Regions from separate parts of the Mus musculus genome. Here regions 2, 3, 4, 5 and 6 are each linked to region 1. The links are chromatin loops, found by intact Hi-C in ENCODE. Cell type or tissue: heart. All regions are shown on one strand. Each heading gives the region's core, and the rest is flanking DNA. Links, peaks and the distances in the headings are about the cores only.

Evidence for each region. A loop is a pair of places that touch in the nucleus more often than their neighbours do. Peaks named below come from ENCODE experiments on the same cell type or tissue, not always from the same donor. Only the 100,000 strongest peaks of a DNase experiment are listed, where the experiment ranks them.
Region 2: a loop joins it to region 1, with 5 times the contacts of the local background. A loop is called at or near these places in 5 of 42 quality-filtered maps.
Region 3: a loop joins it to region 1, with 9 times the contacts of the local background. A loop is called at or near these places in 8 of 42 quality-filtered maps.
Region 4: a loop joins it to region 1, with 3 times the contacts of the local background. A loop is called at or near these places in 8 of 42 quality-filtered maps.
Region 5: a loop joins it to region 1, with 10 times the contacts of the local background. A loop is called at or near these places in 11 of 42 quality-filtered maps.
Region 6: a loop joins it to region 1, with 6 times the contacts of the local background. A loop is called at or near these places in 10 of 42 quality-filtered maps.

Annotation. Positions count from the first base shown.
Region 1 is chr13:73,157,412-73,162,394 of GRCm38, forward strand. No RefSeq gene overlaps it. Among named protein-coding and RNA genes, the nearest start is that of Gm30154, 27 kb to the left of the region's middle. In heart, for the core only: CTCF peaks have their summits at 3,048 (motif pointing right) and 3,273; a DNase peak (open chromatin) is centred at 3,090; H3K4me3 peaks cover 911 bases; H3K27ac peaks cover 1,214 bases.
Region 2 is chr13:73,258,114-73,263,096 of GRCm38, forward strand. It overlaps Irx4 (Iroquois homeobox 4), which reads left to right and starts at 2,384. Exons shown (of 6, transcript NM_018885.2): 1 at 2,384-2,763. In heart, for the core only: a CTCF peak has its summit at 2,440; a DNase peak (open chromatin) is centred at 478; H3K4me3 peaks cover 3,370 bases; H3K27ac peaks cover 4,000 bases; H3K27me3 peaks cover 4,000 bases.
Region 3 is chr13:73,349,456-73,354,438 of GRCm38, forward strand. No RefSeq gene overlaps it. Among named protein-coding and RNA genes, the nearest start is that of Eprn, 4.6 kb to the left of the region's middle. In heart, for the core only: a CTCF peak has its summit at 2,645; no DNase peak of the experiment used is centred there; H3K27ac peaks cover 989 bases.
Region 4 is chr13:73,343,313-73,348,295 of GRCm38, forward strand. It overlaps Eprn (ephemeron, early developmental lncRNA), which reads right to left and starts at 4,072. Exons shown (of 3, transcript NR_045293.1): 1 at 3,907-4,072; 2 at 3,184-3,749; 3 at 1,353-1,926. In heart, for the core only: a CTCF peak has its summit at 2,332 (motif pointing right); no DNase peak of the experiment used is centred there; H3K4me3 peaks cover 1,131 bases; H3K27ac peaks cover 2,314 bases.
Region 5 is chr13:73,403,740-73,408,722 of GRCm38, forward strand. No RefSeq gene overlaps it. Among named protein-coding and RNA genes, the nearest start is that of Eprn, 59 kb to the left of the region's middle. In heart, for the core only: a CTCF peak has its summit at 2,222; no DNase peak of the experiment used is centred there; H3K4me3 peaks cover 816 bases; H3K27ac peaks cover 577 bases; H3K27me3 peaks cover 1,605 bases.
Region 6 is chr13:73,308,453-73,313,435 of GRCm38, forward strand. No RefSeq gene overlaps it. Among named protein-coding and RNA genes, the nearest start is that of Ndufs6, 18 kb to the right of the region's middle. In heart, for the core only: a CTCF peak has its summit at 2,298 (motif pointing left); no DNase peak of the experiment used is centred there; H3K27ac peaks cover 2,129 bases; H3K27me3 peaks cover 263 bases.

The sequences.
Region 1 (4,983 bases), core at 705-4,704:
TTTTGTATACAAATGTATGTGTGTATATAATTTTTGTAAACTTGCATGTGTTCTGCTCATGTGATTTTTCTTCCTTGTTTTTATCTCATAAAATGTTACAGCATGTGAGTTTCTCTGTCTTACTTCATTTTTTTGTTGTTGTAATTATTTCTCTTTTGCAGTGCTGAGGAGCATGTGTGTGTGTGTGTGTGTGTGTGTGTGTGTGTCTGTCTGTCTGTCTGTCTGTCTGTCTGTCTGTCTGTCTATGAATGTATATATGCAAGTATGCAGGTGCAATTATGAGGACATGCATGCACATGTATACACATAAAGGCCAGAGGTCACTGTCAGGTGTCATTTCTCAGTGCCACTCACCTTGTTTGTGACAGGGTCTCTTACTATAACGTGCAACTCATCTATTAGGCTAGGCTCACTGGCAAGTGAGCCCCAGGATGAGCCTGTGTGCCCCCCACCAGCACGCTGACATCACAGGAACTCCACCACACTGGCCTTTTGCTCACAGAAGTTCTGAAGATGAAGCTCGGGTTCTCCCACTCGTACAGCAGGCACTGTATGAGCTGTGCCCCCTCCCCAGCCCCAGCCAGGGCTCTCAGCAACTGTTGTCTGCTGTCAGCTCCGCTCTTGCACAAAGGACTCCATTACCAGTTATGCCATGCTGATTCCCTTTTCTAGCATGGGAAATATTATATCAATAAAACGGAACAGAGCCTTGAGAGGCATCACTAAAAGATTTAGCACGAGAGCTCTCCTGACCCACAGTACCTGGCACTCACATACCAGTCTGAGCTGTTGCCAGTGCAAGCCTGCCAGGAGCCAGAAGGGTGTCCATCTGATGATGGTGCGTGAAGAGTGGTGTAGCTGTGCTTGATTCATTCGCATGGCCTGGCCATGCCTCTCATGTGCACCAGGACTTCCAAGCTGCTGTCTTTCGCTCTGACCATTCTTATCCCTTCTGTTTGGTTTTCACCAGTTCTTGGATTTTTCCGTGAAAGTAATTGCCAATTAATGCTCTGGCCCACACCCACATTTTTAAACGGTATCAATTAAAGAGAAAACAGCCTTGACTGCTTTTCCAAAGCTTCACACCTTGCACTTTGCAGGGACTTTTAAAAGGTCAGTGCTGCCTCTGAGTCAGACCTCAGTCTGGACCAGCTGCCACCAGAAGCCAGGAAGGAAGCTTTAGGTTTGCTCCACTCTTTGGAATGAGCTAACGTTGTGACTTCTTAAAATGTCAGCCTCGTACATTTACCCTCAAACACCACCAAATGTGTTCGTCACTCAGCAGGAGTCCACTTAGCCATGATGGTGCTCCACACCCTGACCCTGACCCTTCCACACCCCAAAGTCTAGGTACAAGGGTGGGATTTCAAATCCTTTATGTCTGGCCCTCTCTAAAGTCCATTGGTCCAATTCCTTGAAAATCTAGCGATTGGGATTAAAACCTTAAAAAAAAAAAAAAAAGCATTTGCAGTGTTGGTGTATGTGAGATCTAGAACTTTCTTTCAGTTTCTGACAGCTTGTTTGGTGGATGCCTAGAATGGGCCCGACGTCCTAAAATAATCTCATCACCACCCTGCCTGAGATAAAGGAATTCCCGTCTCCTATGAGCTCTGCCTGGTCCTGAGATCTCCCTGGCCCTCAGTATGGGCAAGAGGGGTCTAGGAGTGGCTTGAGGAGTCCACTGAAGACTTGGAGGGCCCACTGATGGTAACAAGACAGGATTTGGGTGTCTTAAGCCCTGTGTGTCCCTGGGGCCAGAATTCCCAAGTCCTCCCTTCTTCTGGCCAGAGCATCAGAACACATACTCCTTCGAATGAATGAGCACTTACCTGCCTGCCCAGGTCTGCTGCAGTGTCACACAGACTGACAGCTTTGCTTCATCCTCTGTAAGCATATAATGTTCTAACTCACTTTCCTCCTTTACAAAAAAAAAAAAAAAAAAAAAAAAAAAAACGAGAACAGGAGCAGAAACACATCACTAGATATAAAGGATTAAGAGTGATCGCTCGGTACCAAGACAAAGACTCCTGGGAAGGCTAGGAATGGACCCCTGTGGACCCCATCCATCCATGCATAGTGGCGAGGTCTGTTGCCCACAGCAGGGAGGGAGTTGCCAGAGTCCCACTAGGAGACAGAGCTAAGGTACTTCTGGTGGTTGTGGATGGAAACTAATGCAGTCAAATTTATGTTCAGCTTTGCGGACACTGCAGAGCCCGGTGAGGACCCCACCTTCCTAGGCTGGTATGGAATAAGAGAGGCCTTTAGCAGGAACCTCTCAGAAGCTCAGGCCTACAGGGAAGGGACACGGGAGCCAGAGGTGTCCCTGACAGTGATAAAGATGGGCGTGAAGAGGCGTCCAATTGACAAATTGTGGGATGAAGATCAAAAGCCCAGGGCCACTGCCTGGCTGCCTGGCATGGAAACACGCCTGTCACTCTGCTGAGACCTGCGTCTGGCTTCCCAGAGGCCCAAGAGGCTGTAACCCCTTCACACTTTACTGCTGGGAAGCTGCCTCTGTGATTTGACACATTAAAAACAAGTTCAGGCGGGGCTCCTCTCCAGCGAGATGGAACCTGGGAACGACAGGCTCTCTTCCCCCAGCTGAGCCACTCCTGCCTCCGTGCTTGCTAGCTCAAAGTAGAGCCTTACAAAAGGAATGGTCCGGAATGCTGGTGTGGAGCTGTACAATACTACCAGGTTCGCAGTGCTCTCCAATCTGGAGGAGAGAACAAAAGGAGCTGACAGAAGGCCTGCAGAGGTGTCTTTATAGTCTCGAGCTACTTCGAATTGTGAATCCGTGGGCCCTGGAAATTTCTCCTGGGAGTGCCTGGGGCCAGCCTCACATCAGCCACAGTGCTCACGCCCTACCTGGCCCTACCCAGTCCTGCTCCGCCTACTCTGCCCCTGACTGGTCCCAATCCTTGCCCCCTCTTTCCATCTGTCTCAATTTGAGTTCTCTCCGAACAGGCTGGGAACAACGGCGAGTCCGCGGACGGCCAGCAGAGGGCGCGCTGCCTGGAGCTCTCTGGGTCCTCAGCGGCGCGCAGCTCAGGACCCAGCTGGACTCTGCTGGGCCGTGTGGACCTGGCAGACCAGGCTCGCAAAGGGAGCCAAGGCGCCAGCCTGCGTCTGCTTGCCTGGGCTATAGAAAGCAGGGGGCGCAGCGGCATCCCGGGCGATGGCCCATGTGCAAGTCAAATGCATTTGTGCCACCTGTTGGCTTCCGGCTCACACTGCACGTACCTGGAAGTGGCTGCTCCCTCCAGCCCCTAGAGTCCCCTCCTGGGTGCACTTGCCATGGGGGTTCAGTCTGCCTTCGTGACAGCCTGAAGACGTATTTCTTTTAAGATTGCAGCATTTCTGAATTTGATTCTTAATCCAGTACTTAATCTAGTTTCATGAGTTTAGATTAATGTCATGAAAGCCTTGTAGATTAATTTGCTGGTGGTTTTTCAAGTTCAAGAGGACTTGGCTTCCAGCGAAGTGAAAATAACTATGGTAGAAAATTGGGGTCCTCTTGTCTACCCACGTGCATTTGGGTTCTTTTTAATGAATGCATCTTTTAAAATACTATAAGCTATAAGACATGCTTAGTCGATTACCTTAGAAATGAACACAAAGAACAATGTGGAATTCAGAGTCACTGGCAGTAAATTTTGTGAACAGTATCAGTGTAGTGTCTGAGCTGGTGTCTCAGCAATTGTGCCTTGTCCGTGCGGTCCAACCTGGGGTTCAGACGCTCCTAGAAAGATGACCTGGAACCCACAGTGCTGATCAAATCTGCATTACTACCTCATAAAGAAGGGAGAGATGGGAGGGCCCTTAGAACAAACTGTTTTTTTTTTTTTCCTGTTCCAGGATCGCAGCCAGTCTATGTGATCTATGGGGCTTGTGTCTGTGTAGATTTTTCTTTACAAAAAAAAAGATCATTATAACTCCAAGTGTCCTATTAATGGAAACAGTATCCAGCAAAGGTGGCAGAATTCAACATGCCAGTCATCTCTGGCTGTGAGCAGAATCTTCCTCTATCCCCAGCAGGTCTACCTCCCCACCTCTATTAACAAACACAAGAGAGCAACCTGTAACTTATTATGGTCATGGTATGGTCTCGTGGAGTTTGTGATAGTATGTACATTTGCATTTTATAACATTTTATGCACAGAAAAAAATATATTTATACCTTCCATATGAAAATATATTTGCCTCGCAACTTACAAAAATCTAGGCAGAAATATTTTTGACTGTGTACATGTGAAGGATAGGGAGGTAAGGAGGTGTACAGACTGTTACTTATAGATAGATGTGTATCAACCACACAATGCACACGTGTACAGAATAAAACACAGAATGCACATATAACATAGTTACAGCTGTAAGAGTAGAATATATGTGCATTGTAATCATTGAACCTTATATCGTGAACGCCACATCCTTCTCATGTCAAGTCCAGTCCCATACACCAGCAAAGAGCCTCAACCATCCCAAAGCACCCTTGCACCATACCTGAAGCTGCTGTTCATGAGTGGAAAGAGTTCCTGGGATATGGTGAGGAGAAAATGTGGCTTGAAATGTTTCACATTAGGAATAGAAATAGAAATCTAGGAAAAGGTAGAAATCTAGGATTGTGGGAATCTAGTAAAAATGAACATGTAAGGGACATACGTCTGAGAAAACTCTTTACAGTGGGAGAGGTAGGCATGATCAAATATTTTTAAGAGATTGTCAGTTAAGATGACATCATAGGAATTCAGAAGAGTGTCTTTCCATCTCAGGACTCTTGTGTAATGTCCCTGCTTGCATCCTATAGATGCAGCTATATACAAATATTCAGCCTATCATACCCCTTGGTCCTGGGCATAAGTGCACGTGTGCGCATCTTCCAACCAGAGAACTGATGACTGCAGACTGGGCCATTCAGCACGTGAAGGCCCAGGTTTCAGAGCAGTGTGGATGATAATGCCCACCTCCCAGGACTTCCTCCTG
Region 2 (4,983 bases), core at 359-4,358, 100 kb after region 1:
CCACGTGGCCAAGCCCCAGGGGCACAGAGACTTTCATTCCAGATCACACTCTGGCAGCTGCACCAGGAGGAAAGACAAAAGGGAGATTGAAAGAGGATCTGAGGGGCACAGCCGTGTGGGCAGCATCAGCTTAGTCAGCTGCCAGAGCCGCCCACCTGCTGGTTCCTAGCACTGTTCCCTGAAGATACACCTCAAGCTGCAGACCCACTTTCCAGATTGACCACCCACTCTGAAGCCAGAAAAGGGACTTTCCCTGCAGGCCCCCTAGCCAAAACCTGGGGTATTTCCATCATTTCTACAAGGTGCCAGTCCGGGGAGGGGGTGGGGGGGCAGAACATATCAAGGGGGCTCAGGGAAGCTGCCTTGCACAGTAGGTGGTGGCTGATATCTGTAGCTGCTTCACCCGGTAGTCAAAGCAAGGTCAAGTCCAGCAGCATTCAGCCAAATGAACTCTAAATTAGGAGATGGCACCTGCTCTTCCTCCCATGGAAGGCTCCAGAGCTCCAATTAAACTCCTATGCTGGGGTGGGGTCGGGGGATGGGTGCCACCCATGTGGGCTGGGTCATGAAGATAACACAGGCCATGATTTGTGCAAATGGTGTTTCTAGACTGTGGCTGGTACTTTGGGAAGCCTCGGTGAGCATGAAATGAGTCAAGTCAGCTAAGGTTGTAACACTCATGAACACATACATGCACCTTGCTTGTTTTAACTTTAAATGGAAGCTAAGGCTCACGGGAGAGGTACCCATGGGCCCGTCTCTGTCTATGCAGTGAAGTGCAAGGAGGTTCCTACAAACCCTAAAAAGAGCCCCAAAACAAGGGGGAAACCAGAAATGCCTGCTCCTTCCCTGGGAGCAGGCATGCCCCTATTCTCTACTTCCTTCTAGTTGGAATTAGACAAGTCTTCCCACCTTCCAAATGGATGCCTCCATCCTTCCTTAAATAAATAAAAACCCCTCCCCCATTTGCCTCCCAGGCTTGAAACAGAAGGGACAAGACCCAGAATCCAGGTCCCCTCTCCTAGCTTATTGGGGGCTATACCGGTGGCCTAGCAGGTTTCCAAAGCAGCCAGAGATTAAAGTAGTATCCGACCTACAGCAGCCCCTGGAACTCCAACTCAGCCTGGCTGGGCACTGCTGGATGGGTGAGGTCTGCAGCCACAGATCAGCTACAGGCTGCTGGGGAAGCAAGCAATTTGGAATTACCCCTCCAGCAGCTGCAAAGAGCTCCGAAGGGGTGGGGGGGGAGCAAAGGGGGAAAAATCAGAGATAACTTTCTCCGAGGTTATCTAACCCAACAAATCTCAAAGGTCATTGAACTGCTGTGGGTGAAGAGAAGTAAGTTGGGTCTTTGAAGTGAAAACTATGCAGGAGGAAGGGGTGTCCTGCAGAAGCCCTGGGGCTCTACAGGCCACAGCCCCTTCCTGCTCTAACTGGACAGGTGGTGCTCACACCGGGCCTCTCTCCTATACTGAGACCTTTGTAGGGCAGCAAGTCCACAAAAGGAGTCTTCAAGGGAGCGAAAGGCAAAGGCTCTGATACTGAACAGGAGGTGAGAGGGGTTCTGAGCCTGGACCTACCACTCCTGTCTTGGGCTCCAGCCTCAGGCTAAAGAAACCAGTGAACATCTGTCCTCTTTTGTGTTCCAGGTCAGAGGCCCAGCTGGATCCTGATAGTCCTGAGTAAGCTCCCGCCCAGAAAGGTCACAGATCTACTGGGATCCTCAGCAGTTTCTGTCAAATTGGACTACGGATTCCTCTTGCTCAAGTCTGTGAGGAAGACTTGCTGCCCAAACAGCCAAGAGCCAGGTTGGTTGGGACTATTGTGACCACAAGAAGGGAACCAGAACTGCTGCATTACAGTGGGTGGTGTGTGTGGAAAGTCGGGAAAAGTGACGGGGGGGGGGGTGCTTGAAAGCCCATTTTACTCCCAAGGATAGCATTGTGAGGGCAGAGTAGGTAGGGTCTGCGAAGAGGAATCTCTGTCCTAAGAGTTGAGGAGGCACATTTCCCAAGCAGACAGCATGGGTAAGGAAAGGAAACCATTTAGAGACCGGTCCGCGTGCCCAAGGCCTCTGGATCCACAGGGCAGGCCAAGCATTTGATCAAACCAGGGACCAATGTCCTCTGCTGTCCTGGTAGGGTTGGGCTGTCCTCTTAGGGCCCAGGCATTCTCGCCAAACCATTCTGAGGAGGCCAAGCCTGAACCCTCACCCTCAGGAACCCCTCATGCCAGCCCCTACACCCGCGCACCCGGTGCGCGGCCAGGGCGGAGGGGAAAGTTGGCAAGCGTTGGGCGCCCGCGGGGGGAAAGCGTTAATGGGCGGCCGGGTGGGAGCAACTCGCTCGCTCGCCCACGTCACGCCGGTGCGGGCTCGGCTGACGACCGCGGCGCCTGGGGACGCCGGCGCGCTCTGCTCTCCAGGTGCTCCGCCTGGAAATGTCTCCATTAGTTGTCGCTTGCTCCCCGCCGGAGCGCGCGCGCCCAGCGGCCGCGCAGAGCCCTAGCGGGCAGCCAGGAGTGGCCCGGCGCCACTGCAGGTAGGCAAGGTCCCCACGCCCGCCCCCTCCCGGGGTTCCGAGACCCCTCCCCCCCTTTCGAGGAGGCGGAGGAGGCAGAGGCTCCGCGCGGCCGCCGAGGGGCGCGGGCGGCGGAGGCGGCGGCGGCAGCGGCGGCGGTGACTCCCCGGTGCGTCCCGGGCTGCGCGCTGCTCCCGGAGGCCCTGGCGCCTAAGCGGCGCGGGCCGGCTCTTTCCTGGCGCAGGTAAGAAATTGTTTCTGCTGCTCAAACTTTGCGAGGATCGCTCTTGCGCCGGAGGGGACAAAGTTTGCTTCTAGCGGATAGAGGCTTTGGAGGTCGCTGCATTTGATGCAAGTTTTTGGTAAGCGGATGGGAAGGACCCGGCATCCGGGTACGGGATGCTCGGGTCCCCGCGGACCGTGTTGGCTTGCGAGGGATAGAACAGCTTGTGCTGTTGGACCCCCTGAGTGCGCTCCTTCCTTCCTTTGGCGGCGCCGAACGAACGAACGTTCCGTGGGGGTGCAGTAGGAGAGCTGAGGAAGAGAGGGCCAGAAAGGAGGGCATTGGGGGAAGCAAACGGGAATTTCAACGCGTGTCCCAGCAGCTCACCCCACTGGCTGAGGAAAGGGAGCAGTGGTTGACTGCTAAAGAATGATCTGAGGCAAGGGGAGGGTGCCCGCACCACGCAGCATCTCTGGCACCTAGGGCGTCTTTCTGAGCCTACACCAGTTGAGTGTCCAAAGTGGACCCAGGCATCCCAAGCTCCGGCCTAGCCTCAGACAAAAAGGCTCTTTCTTGGTGCCTGGCTTCTGTTTTGGCCTTGTGTTGTACTCAACTTCTCTCTGGGATAGAATAAGCTCCCACGGAGCTCTTGGTGTAGCTAAAAAGTGCTCCGAGGATCACTCTGGAGAGCCGGGACTTAGGTGGTGGCAGGAATATCAAGGCCAGATCCGCCTTCCTACAAGCTCTCACCAGTTCTGTGGCCATTATCAACCCTAGACTCCCAATTCTTGGGGCTAACTGCTCCCTGCTCCACCCCTTTGGTATCTGATCAGGCCTTCGGTCTCTGATCTCTTGAAGCCCTCTCCAAAGGTGATCAGTTGCCCACACTGCAGGAAGCCAAGTGGTCTGGCTACTGCTAAATGGTGGTTTATATTTAGGGGCCCTAAGAGTTTCTAGTCACAGCATGAAGCATCTATGCAAGATTGTTTTAGCTGAAGGTCCCTGAGATTCTGGGACTCCTGTCTGTTCTTAGAGAGCCCTGTGCCTCTACTCAAGGCTTGGTCTTTGAAGAAGGCACCCTTATATCTGCAGCAAGGATGGCCTGAAGAATATCTCATTTGGTAAGAGAGCTTCAGCCAGGTAGCAGTTTGTCAGCAAGATGTCGAGGTGGGTGCTGGCCAGTAGCAGGACTGGCCAGTAGGGACTGAGTGAAGACAGAATAGTTCAGTGGAGTCCTGACTAGCCCCTGCATGGGGTAGATGAGGTGTGGAATGTGAGTCTGCATCTTCGGGGACACAGTGGAGTCCAGTGCTCCTGGCTCCTAGGCCCAGGCCCAGGGACAGGGTAACTAGGGATAACAACAACATCTGGAGCCTGGAAGCTCTGACTGGAAGGCAGACCAGAATGCTGCTGCATTGAGGACCCAAGGAACACCCTGAGACTCCTTCCCCAGAGAGGGACTCCAGCTACCATACAGGAGTCCACTAAGGAGAAAAGTGGAAATCCTCAGGATTAACATTCCAAACCCAACCCCAGGAGTCCAGGGGAAGAAAACTGAGAATGTTCATTCTGGGTGCACTGCTTGCTGCCAGCTGAGTGCCACACACAGGCCTGGTCTTCCTTCTCCTTCCCAACCAGTCTGTGCTTACCACAGAGTCCCCAAAGCCTGGGCCTCAGGAACGAAGGGACAAAAAGGCCCCTCACTGAGGTACACCAGTCTACTGCTGGGTTCCTGCTTCCTACGTTCCTCTACCTCCATTTACAGAGCCCCTCCTCTGCCTGCGCTTCATCGTCAAAAGAAAGCAAGTTGTTTGTAAACAATAAATAATGAAAGTAGTCGTCGTCGGATGTTCAGCCAAAGCCTCAGTAAAGCCTGAAAACTGAAAGAAGCTAGAAGCGGGTTGGGGGAGGGGAAGAAGCAGGAAGAGGGAGAGGCTGAGATTCATTTCTACTCGAGAAGCCCCGGTGGCTAGTTTCTTATTATTTACAGGGAGGAGGTATTAGCAATTCAGGTGAGAAAGAAATAAACACAGCTTGCCATGAAATCAATACAGAATTCAAAAACAATTATTAATGTCATTCGACTCGTGTTCTTTATATATATCTCTCCCGGCTACCAACGCTAAACTGCCTGAATAATTTGCATGGGGCAGCTATTCATTATTTGCGATGGTTTCCTTCTTTGCAAGCAGTTCGGACGTGGCCGGCTGCGGTCCAGCGCGATCGGAGAACTCGTATTTT
Region 3 (4,983 bases), core at 700-4,699, 190 kb after region 1:
TCAAAAGTTATCAAAAATCAACTGAAGAAAAAATAGAAAATGTAGACTGTCTAGTCCTCTGACTCTTATAGACCTCATGGCACGGTTAATGTTGTCAACTTGACAGAATCTAGAGCACTCTGGGAGATGGGCTTCTGGACATGGAAATACCCATGTTAGTTACAGATAGGACTATTTCCTAGACAGGAAATCCTTGACTGTATGAAAAGAAAAAAAGTGAGCTGAGGCCATGTTTGACTCTCCTCACAATCATCTTCACCCCATGCCTGGATCAGTCCTACTTTGTACTGGCGTCCTGTCCTTTTGGATGTGTGATGCTGGCCATGCCTGGTCGTCCACCTGAACTACCCAAGGCTGAAACACAGGCTGAGCACAGGCTGGTTTCCTATGAGCAGCTTCTGACCCATGCTTTTAGGGATTTGTGGGTAGCCAGACCTTATGGTCCTTGGATGCACCCTGGCTAAGCAGCTCCTTAGCCCAGTGCAGAGACCCCATCCTTGTGGACATTGCAGCCTTGCTGCAGTAGGCTCATGCCATCCTGGGAGCTCATCTGTTTTACCATGCCTCCCAGTGACATTTCCAAGGGTGAAGGTGCTCTCACATTTCCCAAGGACACTGCCACAGGTGCTTCCTAGGAGGCCACCTGGACCCTGATATTATCCTAGCTTCCTCTCCTGGAATTTAAGCTGGAGCTTAGAATCCAGACATGAGTGCTGATTTTACAAGATTTCATTTCTGCTAGCTTTGCTACTTTTTAATGAAGGTTTTTTTTTTTTTCTTCTCTTTCTTGATCCCAACCAAAATAACATGTGAACCAAACTTAGGTGCCTGCTTTTCTGCTTCAGAGAAAAAAACATTTGATTTTGACTAACAATTAACACAGTGATTCCTGTGACTGGAACATGAAACCCATTGTGGAAAAGACCCTATCTCCTAGTTGTCAGGAGTCTAGTGCTTTTTGTTTCTAAGTAATAGCACTTTGGAGTCGGACTTGCGTGTTCTACTTATATTTTATCTCATATATGTGAGTAAATCACTTAGAGAGCTAGAAACTTAACAGGTTTAGTTGAGAATTAGTCTCCTGCTCAATCAAGAATTTGTCTCTTTTTCTTTAAAGTGGTTTTGTCATTCCTTATAGTGTGTTTGTGGAAGGAAAGAAGAGGTGATGGGGCTACTCAGCCTCATTTGTGTGATGCCCTGGCCATGGACAGACGTGAATCTAGATACTAATTGGAACTGTGGAACTTACCTTTTTATCTAATTATCAAGACACTTCATAAGTGAGTCCAACACGGAAGCTGGGAGATGGAAGTCTGTCTGGTTTCTGAGCGCTCTTGTCTATGACCAGAGTATGGGATTACTACCTGGACATGCCGCTCAGCACGGGCTGGAGACAGTATGAACATCGCATCCTCTTGGATGCACGGATGGAAGTGTAGACTTGAGATGGGTGTGGCTCTCTTTATGCAGACTTGAGATGGGCGTGGCTTTCTTTTCTTCTGTGATAAAGGCAGGACAAGTTGATAAGACACCTCATTTCTGCCACACCAAGGAGTAGCCACCGGACAGCAACAACCCACAGGAGGAAAAAAAGAATTTATCTGGGATTTGGTGGGAGCTCCTCAGAGTGATCCTTCCACATAAGATGTCCAGGGCAGCGGCAGACATGATCTGGAGTCTGAAATCTGTGGTCAGGTCAGAGACTAAAGCAAGTCTGCTATGGCCTTTAAAGGCCTCAGCCCGGTGAGGTGAGCCCACCCTTGAAGGGAAGGGCTATCTTCTTCAGAACCTGCTGGTTTCAATACCAGTCTCATCTAAGAATGACTTCAAGCAACAGCCAAGGTGGTGTTTAACTAACAGCAGGGCTCTTCCGCCTTGCCAAGTGTATCATTAAGTTTACCATCTGATAAAGAAGACGTATTATCGACCTCTGGAGCTCTAGCAGCCGTGTTGCCACTGTGAATAACCAAAAGTGAGGGAAAGACTGGCAGATGGAGAGCAGTGACTTTCACCTTTGCTTTGTTAACCCTCTGACACTAACACCTATCTGTGGGTCAGCTGCCATGTTTTTAATTAAAGGCTATGCCCAGGGTACGTCAGAATCCACCGCCAGCACAGGAGGCCCTGTTCTCAGTCAGCCCACAGGAGCTTGTCTCTGTCTTTGTCTCCAGACTGTGGACATTTGTGTTAACCCTACGGTAGAAAAGTTACTCACCCATGAGCAGCATTCTGAGGACTTAGAGGCTCTTGGCTCAGCCTCTCAGCAGAGCAAAGATAACACCGGGAAAGCTTCTTGGAGTGCGAGCACGCTCATATGCCACACGCAGAAGGGGGAGAGCAGGCAGCCTCAGTTATACACCACTGGCCCTGGGCACTAGCTCCCCTGTTGTATCCCACATTGCAGCTCCCACCAGCCTCTCTGCCTCTCTTCAGACCCTGCACCTTCCAGGTTATCTCCTCAGGGATGACTAGCTTCCTTAGAGAGGCGGCCTCATCTCAGATGACTTGTCTTCATCTGCAGCAAAGGGGAAATGTTTATTCTGAAAAGAGCAACAGACACGTTGATTTCATTGCACAGGCAAGTACAAATCTTCTCTCAAGTAAGAACAAACTGGAACCAGTAGAGGTGTCCATCTGGTGTTCCTAGACTGCCCTCTATGGACATGAAGCTCTCCAGCTGACCCATTTTCGTCTCTCCTTCCCTCCTTCCAGTCAGTCTGGAATGTACAAACACACACACACACACAAAAACAAGCTCTTCTTCTTCTTCTTCTTCTTCTTCTTCTTCTTCTTCTTCTTCTTCTTCTTCTTCTTCTTCTTCTTCTTCTTCTTCTTCTTCTTCTTTTTCTTCTTCTTTTCTTCTTCTCCTCCTCCTTCTTCTCCTCCCCTCCTCCTTCTCCTCCCCTCCTCCTTCTCCTCCCCTTCTCCCTTCCTCCTCTTCTTCCTTCTTCTTCCCCTAACCCTGCTGCTACTGCTACTATGACTACTACCAGTGCTGCTGAGAAAAGCCAAGTTTGCCTCTTTACTTCCTCTCCTCACAGGACATATCAGGTGACAGGGGATCCTCCTATGGCCATCAGAGATGGTCACAGATTTAACCTCTGGTTCCATGGTGTGCTGTGGCCATTACTCACCCATGAGAGGGGTTCTGAGGACTTAGAGGCTCTTGGCTCAGCCTCTCAGAAGAGCAAAGATAACACTGTGAAAGAGCTTCTTGGAGTGTGAGCACACTCATACTCTACACACAAGGGCAAAGATAGCCACTGCCCTCTATGCCTAGAAAGAGCATACAGCAGGGAAACAAAAGAGTGGCTGAGTGACTGCCACTGGCAGCAGCCAATTCAGAAGTCCACAGCAGGCATGCAGGAAGAGGTTGATTTAGCTCAGATGATCAAGGAATATGAAGCAGTCATTCCACACACATTGACAAATCAGACACAGGGAGGGAGGAATTGCTTCAAGCATTCCCAAGGTCAGCTGTGCTACTGATTTTAGAATCCAGGGAGGGGACATCTCTTCCGACAAGCCCAGAAGATGCTTCTGGGTGCAGGTGTCATGGGGATTCCGGGAGAGAAGCAGGCAGCAGATCAGGTCTGCAAAGATCTGGCTATGATAGCTCAACTCTCCCTACCAGGACAGGCTGTTGCTTGGGATCTCAAGCTGCCCTTTGCTGGTCCAACCAAGTCATGTGTGATTCAGTGACTGCCACCCAGAGACCAGCTTGTCATTCAAAAAATCTGTGCAGACCATGCCCACAAACCCAGTGCTGTAGGCAGGTAAGTGTAGGGTGGCATGGAAACACGGTGGAGCTCAGTATGCGTATCACCTACTACATGGTGATGATACAGACCTTGCAGAAAGGGAACAGGATTGGCTCCCACACTCTTCGAGGTGTGAGGCCCACCCAGGCTTTAATTCCTCTGAGGGAGAACTTAAATGGTGACACGGTGCCTTCTCAACTCTGATCCTAAAGAGCCGAGCTGCCTTGAGAACCTCGGAGGATGTGTGTGGGGGGACCCCAGGATCAACACCAGACACTTCTGGAGGCAGATCTCAAGTCTGACCCACAGCCTCGTCCATGGACAGCTGCAAAAGCCTGTGTAACCCTATGAGGGGACAGGCTTCCTGTTCAGCAAAGTGGCACATGGTACCTTGACCTAAGCAGAGATGAGTCGGGTCAGTCAGGAGGGTGTCTGTTCTGGCTCTGGACTTCAGGAGGAGAAACGGGAGTAGGGACCTATAACAGACACGGCTGGGCCTGGGACCTCCACAGTCCTCTAAGTGTAGTGAACAAGGGTCCACCTTTCAGGGTCCACACTTCTCTAGTCATTCTTTCTCCTTATTCAGTACATTTCCTCGCAATCCCTCTTGATTTCATTAACCAGTTGTACTTTCCTCAAACGGTTCAGTTAGTTTAAACTCTGAATTTCAAGCCCAAGGATGCGGATCCACAGGAGGAGCTTCATTTCATTCTACCATCAAATGCAATTCAAGAAGGGACTGCTCTTTAATTAAAGGAGGAGAGCCCGTATTTTGTGAAGACTTAACAGCGTGCTTACGCCGTGGAAGAAAAATTAATTTGGAAATGAACGAGACCCTGGGGTTGAAAACTGTTGAATTTACTGGCCTTGTGCAGCAATCACTTTTCATATTTCAACTTAGTGTTATATTTTTAATAGTTTCTAAAAAAAAATTACACCTGTCAAAATAAATAGTACAATCAGAACAGCCAGCTCTGCCGTGAGACAGAGTCATGAGTGTGACTGCAGCACTTTCTGGGATACTTGGATAAGTATTGCTCTATCCTCCAAGGAATGTTAAAGCCCCCTCCTTTGTAAAACCTCTGCACAGGCCGCACACCTGGGCTGGGGGTGGGGGCCCTCTCTTCTGCTAAGGGGAACAGAGCAGAAATGGAGCTTGATCCAAGGGTTGGGTGCAAGCCTATGGCCACTGGGATTTAACGTGTTCTGTGCACATGCCACA
Region 4 (4,983 bases), core at 375-4,374, 190 kb after region 1:
CTCCACTAGTTGATTAGTCATTTCTTAGGGAAATACAATTCAAGTTCTCCCCTTTTCTTTCCTCTCCCTGCCTTTCAGCATCCTGTTGCTGGGGGCTCAAGAATGTATCTAGACCCTCTGAGACACACATGCATTGGTAGCAATTGCTAATTCCAGAGTTAAGATAGGCAGACAGCTGCTTGGTGACTGTGTACATTTAGTATATGAGGTGCATATATTGCACAAGGTATTTAGTATATGAGGTGCATATATTGCACAAGGCATTTAATATATGAGGTGCATATATTGCACAAGGCATTTAGTATATGAGGTGCATATATTGCACAGGGCATCGTGCCTTTACAATGGGTCATGTTATGATGGAGCCGCCCTAGCCACAGACTGACTTTGCTACCACTTTGATGAGTGACATCATCAAGATGGAGGTGATCATGGGACATCACCAAGATGGTGGTGATCCCATGATTAACCAACATGGCAATGCCCACCCAAACTGCCTAAGCTCTCCAACCAACACTGCTGAGTCCCCAGTCACCTCACTCTAGAATTTCCCTTGTCAGTGGCATTAAGTTATACATCCTAATCGTCTCTATTTTTTTTCCTTTTTATGTAAACCTTCCCAGATGCCTACCCAGTTCATGAAAACAAGGAATCCAATCAGACAAGACTCCAAAGTAGACTTTACAGACGCTAATTCTTAAGACCTCCACACCTGAGATCACTTCTCCAGAGACCTGAGGTCCCAGCCTGAAGATTTCTGGGGTAGGGAAAGGGGAGATTAGGTTAACTGTGGACTTTGGATGCTGATACCTTCCTGTGGTAGCCCTGTGCTTCTTGTCTCTACAGGGACAGTCCCTAATAGGACAAGAGTTTGAAGCTGGGTCTTACACCTATAAACCCAAAGAATACAGGGCAAAACAGTGCAGCAGCAAAGTCAAAAAAAAAAAAAAAAAAAAGCCAGACTGTCTGGACCCTCGCATGAAGGCTAACTTCCATTTCCCCTTCCTGAAAGGTAGAATCAAGTCAGGCTAAAGGCAATGTTTCCCTTCTCAAGGTTGCTAGTGAACTGAAGCCCATGTTTTACTTTGGTCTGGTTTTCTCTGTCCTTGCTGCTCTCAGTTCCTTGCTGTTGCTTACTGTAGACAGCCCGGTCCCCATGGGCACAAAGGTAATTCCCCAGAGCTTAAAGTATGTTCCTTTAGCATTAGATCCAAAGGAATTCGCCCACTTTCACTTTTTTTATTATTATACATAAATACTGTAGCTGACTTCAGACCAGAAGAGGGCGTCAGATCTCATTACGGTTGGTTGTGAGCCACCATGTGGTTGCTGGGATTTGAACTCAGGACCTTCGGAAGAGCAGATTTATTTATTTATTTTATAATAAATGAGTACAATGTAGCTATCTTCAGACACACCAGAAGACGGTATGGGAGCCCGTTACAGATGGTTGTGAGCCGCCATGTGGCTGCTAAGAATTGATCTCTGGTCCTCTGGAAGATCAGTCAGTGTTCTTAACTGCTGAGCCTCTCTCCAGATCCTCACTTTTCCTTTTAATTTGAGTGGCCATTTTAAACAAAAATTGGCCATTTAAGTAAATAGTCTCTCTTGTCTGAAGCTGACAGCCTCACAGTTCGAGGGTTGTTGTTCTTAAATGTTTTAATGTCCCTTCTAGCCCACCACACCAGAGGTAGTGGGAAGGAAAGATTAATAGGGCAAAGAAGAACCTGTTTAGAAATAGTTCTTTGGAGCAAATCCAATCTGCATTGTCAGGACATCAGCAGTACAGCTCACAGGAATCGGCAGCTCAATCCAATCTTTCAATCAGGCATCTTTCAAATGGTCTTGTATCTCCGTGTGGGTTGCCCATCCTCTGGACTAGAGAAACCAAGGAGACCAGACAGTAGACTCTAACCAGTGCAAATTCTGCAAAGAGGAACACAGATGGACGGACATGTTCCCTTATCTTTAAAGAAGCAGCATGGTTAATCAGAGCCTGACTCATCCTAGCAGAGGGCTTAACTGGTAAAGGAAAGACTGAAGGAAGCATAGCTCCTCCCAATTCCAAACAACCCCTGGGGACAATATCTTCAAGTCTTCTTAAACACCCAGCAGTAAAGTATAGCAATAAAATACAAAATAAAAACTAAACTAAACTTCAAAAGAGACAATAATTTAGGACACGTACAGGCCTTCCTATTAAATCCTGTGTATGGTCTACTGACACACAAGATAGGACAAACACAACCACTCCAGGTATAATACAAAGATAGGTTCTATTTATCTTTACATTTGCCTACAGATATGGCAGTATGTCATGTGAGGGCAATGCCCTTGGAGGCCAGAAGAGGGTGCCAGATCCCTGGAACTGGAGTTCGAGATGGTTATGAGCTGCCACGTGGGTACTGAACTAAGCCCTGGTCCTTTGGAAGTGCTCCTAACCACTGAACGATCTCTCTAGCCACCCCTCAAGATAGGCTTTACTTATATAAGCCTATTGATGTAGATTTATCTAAATCGGTAACAATAACCTTACTTAATTCTGTCTTTCTCACGACTTTTTCATCTGACATTTTCAGTATTCAGTGGTTAAAATCTTATCCTATCTTCCTTTTAATCTGCTCTGTCATCGGTATGATTTTGTTGTTGCTTTACAATCCAAGGGATCAGACCTTGAAGAGGAATCTCCTGGAACAAATATGGCCCTGGTTCTCCTGACTTTCGCCCTCTCTGGGACCATCAACAGTTAGAACCTTGTTATTCTCACTTTAAACTCTGTGTTTCGATCTTGTAAAGTCTGTATCTTCTAGAATATGTAACACCCTATTTGTTGCTTCTTGCTACCAAAATTATAGTCTATCCTGTGCAGATAGCTCCTTTGAGCTTGATACAATATGTAGGACTCCATTTTCTTAGGTGGGTTTCTTCTCTGCCCGATCTGGGGAACCCGACCTCTGACCCACAATCTTCTACCTGAAGAATGTCACATAGTCCTCCCTCCCCCACCCTTGCCCCAACCCCAAACTTGCCCTGCACATATCTGGAATTCCTGGAATGCCTTTCCACACAAAGGAGACATTCACAGTACTTTAAACTCCAATGAAACTTAACCCTAAGAAGAACCCCTTCCCACTATCCAGGGGTGTATGCATGCAAACCCACCCCAAATAAAGGAATACTCACAAACTAAGATTGTCTAAGAGAGCTGTTCCATTAAAATCCGGGGAGATGTCTCCCTTTGTGATTTCTTTTTGTTTCTACTTCCATTTTTAGATCCTGGATGGTTTTGTTTAATTCCTTCATCTGTTCAGTTGTGTTTTCCTGAAATTCTTTAAGGGATTTTTGTTTCCTCTTTAAAGCTTCTATTTGTTTACTTGTGTTCTCCTGTACTTCTTTAAGGGAGTTATTTATGTCCTTCTTAAAATCCTCTATCAGCATAATGAGATGTGATTTTTAAATCCATATCTTGCTTTTCCGGTGTGTTGAGGTATCCAGGACTTGCTGTGATGGGAGAACTGGGGTCTGATGCCAAGTAGCCTTGGTTTCTGTTGGTAAGGTTCTTGCGCTTGCCTTTTGCCATCTGGTTATTTCTGGTGTTGGTCTTTCTGTCTCTGGCTGGAGCTTGTCCCTCCTGTGGGCCTGCAAGCCCTGTCAGCACTCCTGGGAGACCAGCTCTCTCTGGCGGAACCTGTGTAGAGAGGGCTGTGGAACAGCCTTAGCTCCAGGCTCAGATGGCGACCAGAAGGATTCTGTCCAAGAGGGGTGTTGGGGGGGGGGAGAACCAGAAAAGGGGATAACATTTGAAATGTAAATAAAGAAAATATCTAATAAAATCCCTGGAGAAGCCCCCTCTCGGCCCCCATTCCCACCCCGGCTCTGCCCCAGCTCTTTCCCTACAGACCTCACCTCTTCTGGCCTCTGCTTCCTTCCAGCCTGGTGTGTAGCAGTGCCTAGACACCATGAGGGAAGAAATAGAGTACACATACCACACCTATTACATGGGGATTCCAGTCGATCCCTGCTGTTGAAAATCCAACTACTCCTCCCCAACCACTGAAGGTAATCTGTGATCCCTTTAGGCAGGGACTAGCCCCTCCTCTTAACGTCATGGAAGTAGTTAAAAGATTAACTGACCATCACCCTTCTGCTCCCTGAAGAGATTTTTGGACCACACCTCTCAAGGAGAAATTAGGACCTGAGAACAGGGACTGAAATGAAACATTAAGGTTAATATATGAAATGTGGCAGCCTCAGAGGAACTGGCAGCCCTTAGCCTATCTGGGCTTCATTTAACCAAGGGAACATGCTTAGAAAAGCCCCGATAGACAAAATTAGGCAAAATGGATACTATGCAACAACACAGGTGAAATGGATATTATGTAACATAATGGTTCCTATCATGGGAGCTACAGCTTTGAGATGAGTTTAAGAGGACACCATTCAGCTTCATCTTTTTTTTTATGGTAAGTAGTCTATCAGGCATGCAAGGTATGGTAGGTGTCTATGATGAGGAGAGATTCCAACGCCAGGCCAAAAAGCCTGTCTACTTTCGAACTGTTGGTCAGTGTTGTCTAAGAGCCTCCTAAAACCTCATAGGCCATTTAAGAGGACACCATTCAGCTTCATCTTTTTTTTTTTATGGTAAGTAGTCTATCAGGCATGCAAGGTATGGTAGGTGTCTATGATGAGGAGAAATTCCAACGCCAGGCCAAAAAGCCTGTCTACTTTCGAACTGTTGGTCAGTGTTGTCTAAGAGCCTCCTAAAACCTCATAGGCCGTTGCTATTTCACTTGGCTGCCTGCCAGAGGTAGAAAGTAAGTCCCCATTCCTGGAGACACCGTGCACTTCAGACACAGGACTAAAAGCACCTGAGCTGGAACTGACCTGAAAGCCTCTTTTCTGAAAACTAAACTTCATGGTACCAGAAAGGCTCCATCCCAGCTTCTAAAGGAAGACAGCAAACAATAGTCTACCCAGCTATGA
Region 5 (4,983 bases), core at 655-4,654, 250 kb after region 1:
AGCAAACAAAACAAATGAACAACACCCACCCAAACCCAATAAACAACAACAACAAAAAACTACTGTCCCAACAGTGGTACATGGGATACATTCAGGCAGTGTGAAATCTGCTTCTCCTTCCAGATCTGGAAAAGAGCCCTCATTGCCCACCAGCATTTGGATATCAGCCCTCTACAGACACACCTAGACCCTCTTCAGAATGCTGGTGCCTCTTCTAAACAGATCAAAGCCGCTGTTCGTTCTCTCAGTTAACAACCTCCTTGTAAATTATGCAGCTGACAGCAATGGATATGGAAACACAGAGATGAGTGTCATGGACGTTCCAACCACTGGGCTATTTGAGCTTCAGCAGCTCTAAGAGCAGCCATCATCACCAGAGTCTATTGCTCTGTCAAGTACTTTGTCATAGACTGGACTCTGTGTGTCCACCTGGCAGGCAATGGGACTGAGTCCTGGCTATCATCTACGTTTCCTTTTGTCTTTAGAGGCAGCTTTAGCAGCTAAGCACAGCTGCCTTCCCTGACTCCTGCTTCTCATTCTCCTGTGCCTGAACCCTGCTGTCATGTCTCCTGTCTTTATTTAAACATGGCTGTGATAATAGAATTCCCAAGCCAACACCTGCTCCTTCCTTTTCTGATTGTTGTTTCTTTTTTTGAGACAAGGTCACATATGAAATCCTGGTTAGCCTGCTGTGTAGACCAGGCCAGGCTGGCCTTGAACCTGCAACCATCTTCCTGCCTCAGCTTCCTGAGAAGTGGGATTACAGACACATGCCACACTTAGCTGTCCTTTTCCACAAGACTCTAGTCCAGGGAGAAAGATCACCTTATTTTCAGTGAATAGAAACCAGCTAGAGATTTCTCCAGTCTCCTCCCCTGCAGGGCAGTGGTCTTCTGGTCCCTCGGCCTCTGTCCCAAGCCATACAGCCCCAAGTAGCAGAGGGGCAGTCCTATTCTAGTGCATCAGGTCGACACTTGGGGCTTAGGATAGGTGAAGGCTGAACCCACCTGTCACCTTCCTCCTGCTGGGCTGATGGACAGGCCTTATAGGACTCATCCTTAACTTTAGTCTTTAATAACCAAACTTCAGGTCACTCCACCTGTAAGACCCAGCATGCAAGTCAAGAGTCCAGGGGACAACCAAGTCTTTAACTAGAGACACCTCTGCAAGCACATCAGTGAGCCTAGTGTGACCTGAGCAGGGGAGGCTTGTCTGCAGGGCCCAGGTGTATGCTGAAGCAAAAGTGCAATACAGGTGGGGATTCTTGGGGCCAGGTAAGAGCCTAGGCATCTGTACCAGTTGGTTTGTCTGTCAACTTGACACAAGCTGGAGTTATCACAGAGAAAGGAGCCCCTCTCGAGGAAATGCCTCCATGAGATCCAGCTACAAGGCATTTTCTCAATTAGTGATCAAGGGTGGGAGGGCCCATTGCAGATGGTGCCATCCCTGGGCTGGTAGTCTTGGTTCTATAAAAGAGCAAGCTGAGCAAGCCAGGGGAAGCAAGCCAGTAAGTAACATCCCTCCATAGCCTCTGCATCAACTCCTGCTTCCTGACCTGGCTTGAGTTCCAGTCCTGACTTCCTTTGGTGATGAAGAACAATGTGGAAATGTAAGTTGAATAAATCCTTTCCTTCCCAACTTGCTTCTTGGTCATGATGTTTGTGTAGGAATAGAAACCCTGACTAAGACAGAATCTTTGCCACAAAGTCTGCAGGCCAGTGGTTTCCAACCTTTCTAATGCTTCAGCAACCCTTTAATACAATTTTCCATGTTGTGGTGACCCCCCTCCCACTATAAAATATGTCTTTGTTACTTTATTACTGTAGGTTTGCTACTGTTATGAATCATAAATATTTGATATGTGGCACTGGGGGGGGGGGGTTGTGACCCACAGGTTGAGAACTGCTGCTGTAGGTCCAATTGGGGTGAGGCAGCTATACTGGGATATGGGTGGGAATCTCCTTTACCGATTACGAGATGATCTTCAACTAGGCTGAGAAATGGAGAGTGTTAGCAAAATTGCCTGTGGGAAGTGACAGGGTTTCTCTTGACAGGTACTCTGACCCGTCTCTTCCCACCACTGAAAAACTGTCCTGGGACAAGCTCAGCCACAGACCTCCAGTCTCCTGCAACCTGACACCCTAAGGTCAGTACGTAACTGGAGCCAGACCCTGCGTCAGAGCCTCAGGGTTCCACGTTCCCAGAGCAAGGGCGCCACCGCTGGGCGGGCGAGGGGAGGTCATTCTGCAGGCAGATTGAGACTCTCGAGGGGATGCCCTGATTGTGGGTCTTTGGAAAAAGGAGGAGACTGTTCCCCAGAATCCCTTTCATAGGGAAGTGGGCAAAGTCGCAATTGATACTCCTACCCCTACTCTGGAGACCAGGCCGGCCACGCTCTACCGGAAAGGAGAGGACCACTCTGAGTGGAATGTGAGCCAGTAGTTTCCGAAGCTGGTTGGAGCAGGGGGAGGTCCCTGCCAACTTCCAATCCCTAGATCCTTTGCCTGAGGTCATAGGCTAGGTAAACGTGGTCCCTCGGTTCCCCTCCTGGACTGCTGAAAGACTGTGGAGTAGAAGGGCTGCTCCACCCCTCAAGACTCTTTTCTCCACTCCAGCTGCCTGGATCCCAGCCTGCCTTGAGCACCTTGCCACTAGCCTGTAGTGGGCATCCTTGACTGCTCCCGCTTTGGACAGTTTCACAGGCTCTAGGGCCCAGCTATTGTGGCCCATAGCCCTTGCACTTCCCTCTATCCTGGGGTTCCGCTGCCCTCACTTCTGCTTGGATTCGGCATCACCCCCTGCTTCTCTCCCTCTGTCCTCCTCTTGGAACCCCTAAGAGATCCTCAGTTGCTGATTGTTTGTATATATTGCTTTCCTCCCGGGTCTAACTGAATACTAAGCCGGTCCCTGCTTTCCACTTTCTCATGGAACTCCTGCCGACCCTTTCTTACCCTTCCAGAACTCTCAGACTCTGATCTCAGTCCCCACACCTGCCAGGCAGCTACAAACATGCTTGGATTCTCTTTGGAACAAGTAGGCTCCCAGCCCTGCCTGTGGACACTGTCCCAGGACTGGATGGATGGATGGATGGATGGATGGATGGATGGATGGATGAGCAAGCTAAGGAATGAATAAGCATCTTTTCTTCCGGGCACTGGCACCAAGCTTTCAGTCAGTCCAATTTGGAGGACTGAATTGAGCTTATCAAGTTTGAACACAATTGTCTGCTACAACCCAGTTATGTCCCCTGCTGGTCTATAACATCCAAAAGTGAAACAGTTGCATTTAAGAACCTCTTAAGTCTGAAAGTGAGAAAAGCCTTGCACAGTTTTCTCTCTTCTTTTCTGAGACCCCCCTGGCTGGGCATTTGGCTGCACACCAAGCTTCTTGCCTTCTAGCAGGGTAGGGGCACCTCAGGGAAGGCTATTATTCCACTCATCTGCTGGCCACTGTAGGGGCCCACTGGACTTCACCCTTTCTCTGCAGTCCTGCAGATACCATGATCCCTGTCCTCAGTGATAGTAAGGACTCGCTACAGCTGCAGAACCAACTGGATTAGGACATTGTTTCTGTATAAACACCCATGATGGTCCTCTACTTCAGAAGACACTCATCTAAGCATATCCTCCTAAAATCCAGCAAACATGATGGTACACATCTGTAAGCCCAGCATTTAAGATGCTGAAGGAGAATAACAGAACTCAAGGCCAGCCCAGGCTATACGAATTCTCAAATTTTAAATTCCATCAGCAATGAACAGAGGATGTCTGATGATAAAGCAGCAGATCCTGCAAGAATCCCCACACCACCACCCTCCACCCCATCCCCTTTGTCCCTCAGACTTCAGGGCTCATCCCAGTCAAATCGTGGGTAGACAAAGCTAGTGCAATTCACTGCTGGAGAGAAAATGTGTCCCCTCCCCCATTCATCCAATTTCATTCATTGCCAAATGCTTCAGCATCTCTCACTTAATGGGAATTAGACAAATCTCTGTAGGTAATATAACACCAGTAAGCTAGAAAAAAAGCCCCTGGCTTTGGAACTTTGTATTCTGAAAAGAGAATATTAGGATAACTACTGTCAAAGACCTGCAGCAAGGTAGTTATGGTAGGATAACTCTGGGGCTGTTCTCTGTGGCCAACCCGACTGTCCTTTTGTTATTGTGATGGCTATTTAAGGCCAACTGAGGCAGGTTCTTCAGCCTCTACCTCTCTTGTGTGGTAGTAATCTCACTACTTACTTGTTGAGTGAAAAGCTTGGGAAATATATCTATTGAGGTCTGTGAAAACACTACTCTGTCACATGACTCCATCCTGGAAAATGTCTACTTATAAGATGCAGTCCTCTCTCAGAGTCTGTCAATAATGACTATGTTCTTTGACTACAGCTATAGAGCAGCTCATTACCACTCTCTAGTCCATATAGTGAGATATCAGTATAGACCTTGGATCCACAGATAGAAGAAGGTTGGGGGGGGCTGTGGAAGAGAAAGTGACCCCAGATCTGTTGGGAGTCAGTGAGAGCCCAGTGATAGAATGGGCGTCTCTGTTGATAGTTATATGTCTGCCTTCCTTGCAGAAAGAAGAGCATAGCCCTGCAAGTCAGCTTGAAATGATGTTCCAAGGTCAACCATGAAAGTTCATAATTTTTCAAGTCTTAGGATGTTGGAGTCCATCTAAGTGTAACCTTGTATCCCAGCCTATCAGTGGAGGGAGGTGTCATAAGAGTAGACAGTATGTAATGCCAAATGATACAATTTAACATAGTGCAATGCAAGGGACTACAGTGTAACCGACTAGCACAATATAGTTAGAGTGTTACAGAAACCTCAGTGTGTCATAATGTGCCCATGTCCTTAGATGCCATGCTATGTGACCTCCATGCTAGAGCAGCAGCAGTGCAGAATCAGCCAGCTGGCATTCTACTGCCTAGGATGCTGCCACTCCAAGCACTGATATACCATTAATACATTGTCCCTAGACA
Region 6 (4,983 bases), core at 325-4,324, 150 kb after region 1:
ACTGCTGCATGCCATGCTTTAAATGTCTTCTTTGTGGATTTGATGCCATGAATTGTTTCTCAATGACATTCGTTGTTACGCTGACAGCTACAGTCCAGCTGGGAAGACGACAGTCCTTCCTGTCGCTGAAAATGCACCATATTCCTGCCCCACAGACCTCGCAGAACCCGCCTTTGCTTCCACTTCCAGATCATCTGTATGAACACTGCTCTGCCCAACTCTAAGCCATTCCTGACACTTAGCAGCAACATCTTCCCTGGGATGGAAACCGAGCTGCCTGGATTTCTAAAGGTTTAGTGGTAGCAGCCTGGACCCTCCCCTACCCGGGCTGAATCTCCATCTCATAGGACCAGACTCAAATTCATAAGTTCTATGGTAGGCAGATACACAGTCACAGGTCCTGCCTGTGTGCTGACTGACCTGTCTGATCTCCCTCTTACCTGCTCACACTAGTTCTGGCCAAACTTTAGGTGGGACCACCTTGCTCCACCCTGCACCAAATGCCCAACAAGCACACCTGGCTGGTGTGCGCAAACGCAGCCAAGGCAGTTGAACTAACAGGTGGAGCTAACCATAGAACCTGAGCAGGGTACCAGGTAGGAAAGACCCAGAAAGGACTCTGTTTGCCTTTGATCACTAGGGTTTGAATGGCAAGCCTCCAGTGTAACACGTCTCAAAGGTGCTGTTTTATTCTGCTCCTAAAAGGTTTGTTGTTTTTGTTTTCAGTTTTGTTTTTTTCCTCCTGGTCGTAGGCTACACGAGGTTGAATCTGAAGACTCTGAATCAATCTCTAAAAACACAGTAGCCACACTGAGGACCACCACTGTATATTAGTCCCCCGTGGAGCCAGGATTGTTCTGAAATCACAGCCTTTTCTTGTGCCATGGTGGACAACCACTGATCACAGACTCTTTAGAAAGAACCCCAAGGCAGAGCCAAGGCTTGCCTCTCAGAGAAGTCAATCCTAGAAAGGGCTGGGTAGTTCCCCAGTGCCATTTGTGAGCCTCTACTCTCACATCTCCTTTAAGTCCCACAGCCCCAGGCCCCAACACCCTGAAGAGTCAGGAGAACACACCATGGCAGCTTCGGTTGTTATGCATCCAATGGAAGACAGCTTTAACATGCTGTCAGCCATTATTCCTGAGAATAACCCTGGAAAACAGAGCCCACACTCAACACCAGAGGTTGTTAGCACTCCCATACAGAGCGTGAAGCTGGGAGCGATGTGGTAAGGGTAGGGAGATGGCCAGTGTGGTCAGCTGCCTTTGAAGGCTACTCCCAAAGTGTGCCCCCATCTTGGCAACTGGACTTAAGTGGGTGCTCTTCCACCACAAGCTCTGAATTCTGAATGTGCCAGATATCCCAGTGAGCAAGGCCAGTAAGAAGGTTTCAGCGTGGGTTGCGAGTCCCCATCCTGTCTCACTTCTGCTTCGTTCCTAGGTTCGACACAGTATTCCCAGGAGCGGAGACTCAGCATGGAGATTAAGTCGTTAAGGAGTGCGGGGGGACACCTCATTCATATTTCACAAGACTTAGTGCATTTAGAGCACGATTGACTGGAATTTAATTGGGTTAGACATTATCAGTTTAAACTTTAAATAACTGCACAAAAATGAAATTTAAAATCCCCCGTGTCTGGTGGATTAGCACTGTAATACTAGAATGGCCCCCGAGGAGAGGGGAGGTGAGCATTGAGCACCAGAGTACCGTGCCGGGACTCTCAGCCTCCGTCCCAGTGAGCTGCCTTCTGTCTCGGTGGCCAGCGGATCTTGCTGGCCGCCACAGCGGTCTGCAGCCTCATTGATCACCTCCTTGGTGCAGTAACAGGTCATTCTCATGGCAACCTGGACGAGGAGGTGCTGGAGCTCGAAGGCTGGGAAGCCACAGCCGCCAGGGGGCTCAGTGCCTGCCTCGTCCTCAGGGGAGGCTGCCACCCACACACCAAGCTAGACTTGCCCTCAGCTGGGCAAGATCAAGGCACTGCTCAGGGGTGAGAAATCAAACCCTGGCCCATTCTACCTTTGAAGGGTTTCTGTTTCCCTTAGGCCTGTCATGTTAAAGGAGGGGCTCACTCAGAGGCTGTACCTGCTTTGGGGAGACAGAGCCTTGCTTCCCTTGGCTTCTAGATATCTCTCCAAATAGCTGTTAATGTTGCCAAGAGCAGATTTCAAAGGCAGTATCATCTGCAGATTCTGGGCCTCTGCACAGTGTCAGGTGTGGTCATCTCCAAGGACTTGGACCCAGCACCCCAGCCTCTGGGGTCCCTGTTACTGAGACCAAGAGGACAGCTGTGCACTACTGCCCTCTGGTGGGCAGGCAGGGGCCAGTTAGGCATGAGTCCTGGCCTCATCCCAGAGCCACCCCTTGCCCTAGTCAAGGAAATGCAGAGGACTGCTCCCTGCAGGGACTGGTGGGAAAGTATCAAGGCCTGTGCCTGGAAGCTGGGGTGTCCAGGCAATAGATCACTCTGGGGAACATTAGTCCACATTCCTGTCTTTGCACCATATCCCACGACTGATGATATTTTCCAGAATGTTCTGTGTGGCGGTAGAAGTCAGAACAGCATCCAAATCTTCCTGTACAGCACCCACCTTACATTCTTGGAGAAGTGTCTACTGATCTCAGATCCTGCCCCTTGTTCAGGGCTGGGGTCTCCTATATAGGAGCTGTTGCCCTGCCAGGACAACTTTTCACTCACCACCCTGGACAGTGTATGAGCTGGGGCAGGGGCTGTCATGCCATCAAGGATGGTCAGATAGGGCTCTGGGCCAAGTGCTGCCCATCTGTCTTGCAAGCTCCCAGTGTATTGTCACTGCCCATGGAGGGACCATCCCCAGAACGTACAGGAGGCAGGTAACCCTTAGAGTATTAAAACACAGGCCAAACCTAGCATCTGTGAACATGGTGAAGCATCAGAAGTGTGCCTGTGGCTTCTAGGCACATGTTCAGGTGAGGCTGTGTGGATGTGTACAGACACCTAGGAACCCTGAGTCCCCACACAGATACAGCCCAGCATGCCCTCGCTGGCTCTGTCCTTTCCCAAACCTTCTGTGGGCAAACAAGTAGCTTGAGTGTGCCTTGGTCTATCAGATGGAGCTGTTGCCCCTTTTCTAGAAAGAACCAATTTCCAGAAAGTGTCCTGTTTGTTATTAACCCATTGGTGTCACGTAGAGCACATGTCACACGTAGTGTGCATGAGTAGCCCCTAATGTGAAGGCCACTTCCATCTTCTTCTTCAACTCAGGAGTTCGGCCACCTGGGTTCAGGTTGGGTTCTGATAGAAGGTGAAAAGAATGAACGTTTGCCAGAACCAGGATGCTCTGGGAGACCCAAGCTTTCCCTTGTTTAACCGTGCATGTAGTATTGATTCTCAGGACAAATTAATAACCCCTTAGTCAGAATGGCTAAAATTAAAACATCCCAAGAAATGCTTGCGTGGATATAGGGAGAGATAAACACTTACTCACTGCTGGTGGGAGCACAGACTGATGCAGCCACTAGAGAAACCAGTGTGGATGTTCCTCAAAAATGGAGACATAAGAACCAGGTGCATCACTCTTGGACACATTCCCGAAGGATTCTATTCTACTACAGAGATACTTGCTCATTCCTGTTCATCGCTGTTGTGTTCACAATAGCCAGGAAATGGAAACAGCCTATGTGTTCTTCAACTGAAGAGTGGATAATGAAAATGTGACACATTTGCACAACTGGATCTTATCCAGCTGTAAAAACAAAATAAAATTCACAGTAAATAGATGGAGCTAGAAACAATCATCCTGAGTGAGGTGACCCAGGCCCAGGAAGACAAACGTCACATCTCCTGTCATACATGGATTGACTCTTCAGAAAATAATAAGGGGCCATGTACAGGGGGAGGCAAGATTCAAGGCATGGGGGTAGAACATGGGTGGGGTGAAGTGGGAAAGGGGAATAATAGAGCAGAAATCCTTGAGTAGGGGAAGGGCTTGAGTCCAGGTGGGTGGTTTGAAGGAGAATAGCCCCTATGGACTCACATACCCGAATGCTCACATACCAGGGAATGGCACTACTTGAGATTAAGAGGTGTGGCCTTGTTGAAGGAAGTATGTCATGGGGGGGCGGGATGGGGGAGCTTTGTGGTTTCCAAAGCCCAAGCCAGTCCCACTTCTTGGGATGTAGAACTTTCAGCTACTTCTCTGTTAGGTCTCCAATCCAGGACAAACAGATGAGGTGCCTATTTAATATAACAAAGCAGACCTGGCCTCCAGGTCCCCCTAGCATCCTTCAGTTCACACCTGTTATAGGGTCCTCCTGTCTGGCATACCCTGCTCCCTACCCTAAACTTCTCCAGCCCAGGGGCTGGGCTGCCCTTCCGCACATATTCCAGACATTGCGGTTATCTGGCCTTTTCTCATCTACCCTTTACCCTCCTGGCCTCTTGATCTGATTCTTCCTTTCCTCTCTCCTTACATGGCTCGGGTCATGGCCACTCTGAACCTACCAGATGTCCTTGTGTCTGGCTATGCTCTCCCCTTTATCTATAATAAAAGTCCTACTCCGCCATACAAAGCCTTGTCCTTTCCTTTTTATTCCGTTTATCCATTCATCTAGCACAAACCCAGAACCAGTTATATCCTTTCCTTTTTAACTTCTTCCTTTCAGTCAGCTATGCTCCCCATCATGATGACAATGGACTGAACCTGTACAACTGTAAGCAAGCCACAATTAAATGCTTTCTTTTATAAGAGGTGCCATGACCATATTGTCTCATCACATCAAAAGAATACTAAGACACCAGAGTAAGAACAGAATATAGGGAAGAATAATTAATACTAAAAACCTTTGAAAGAGACTGACTGCAGAAGCTTCCTACATTTACACACATGCACACAGATGCACACACACACACACACACACACACACACACACACACACACACGAGTTTGACTGGAATTCCTTATAATGTGGGAGGGATACTATAGATAACAAATAAAAAGCCTA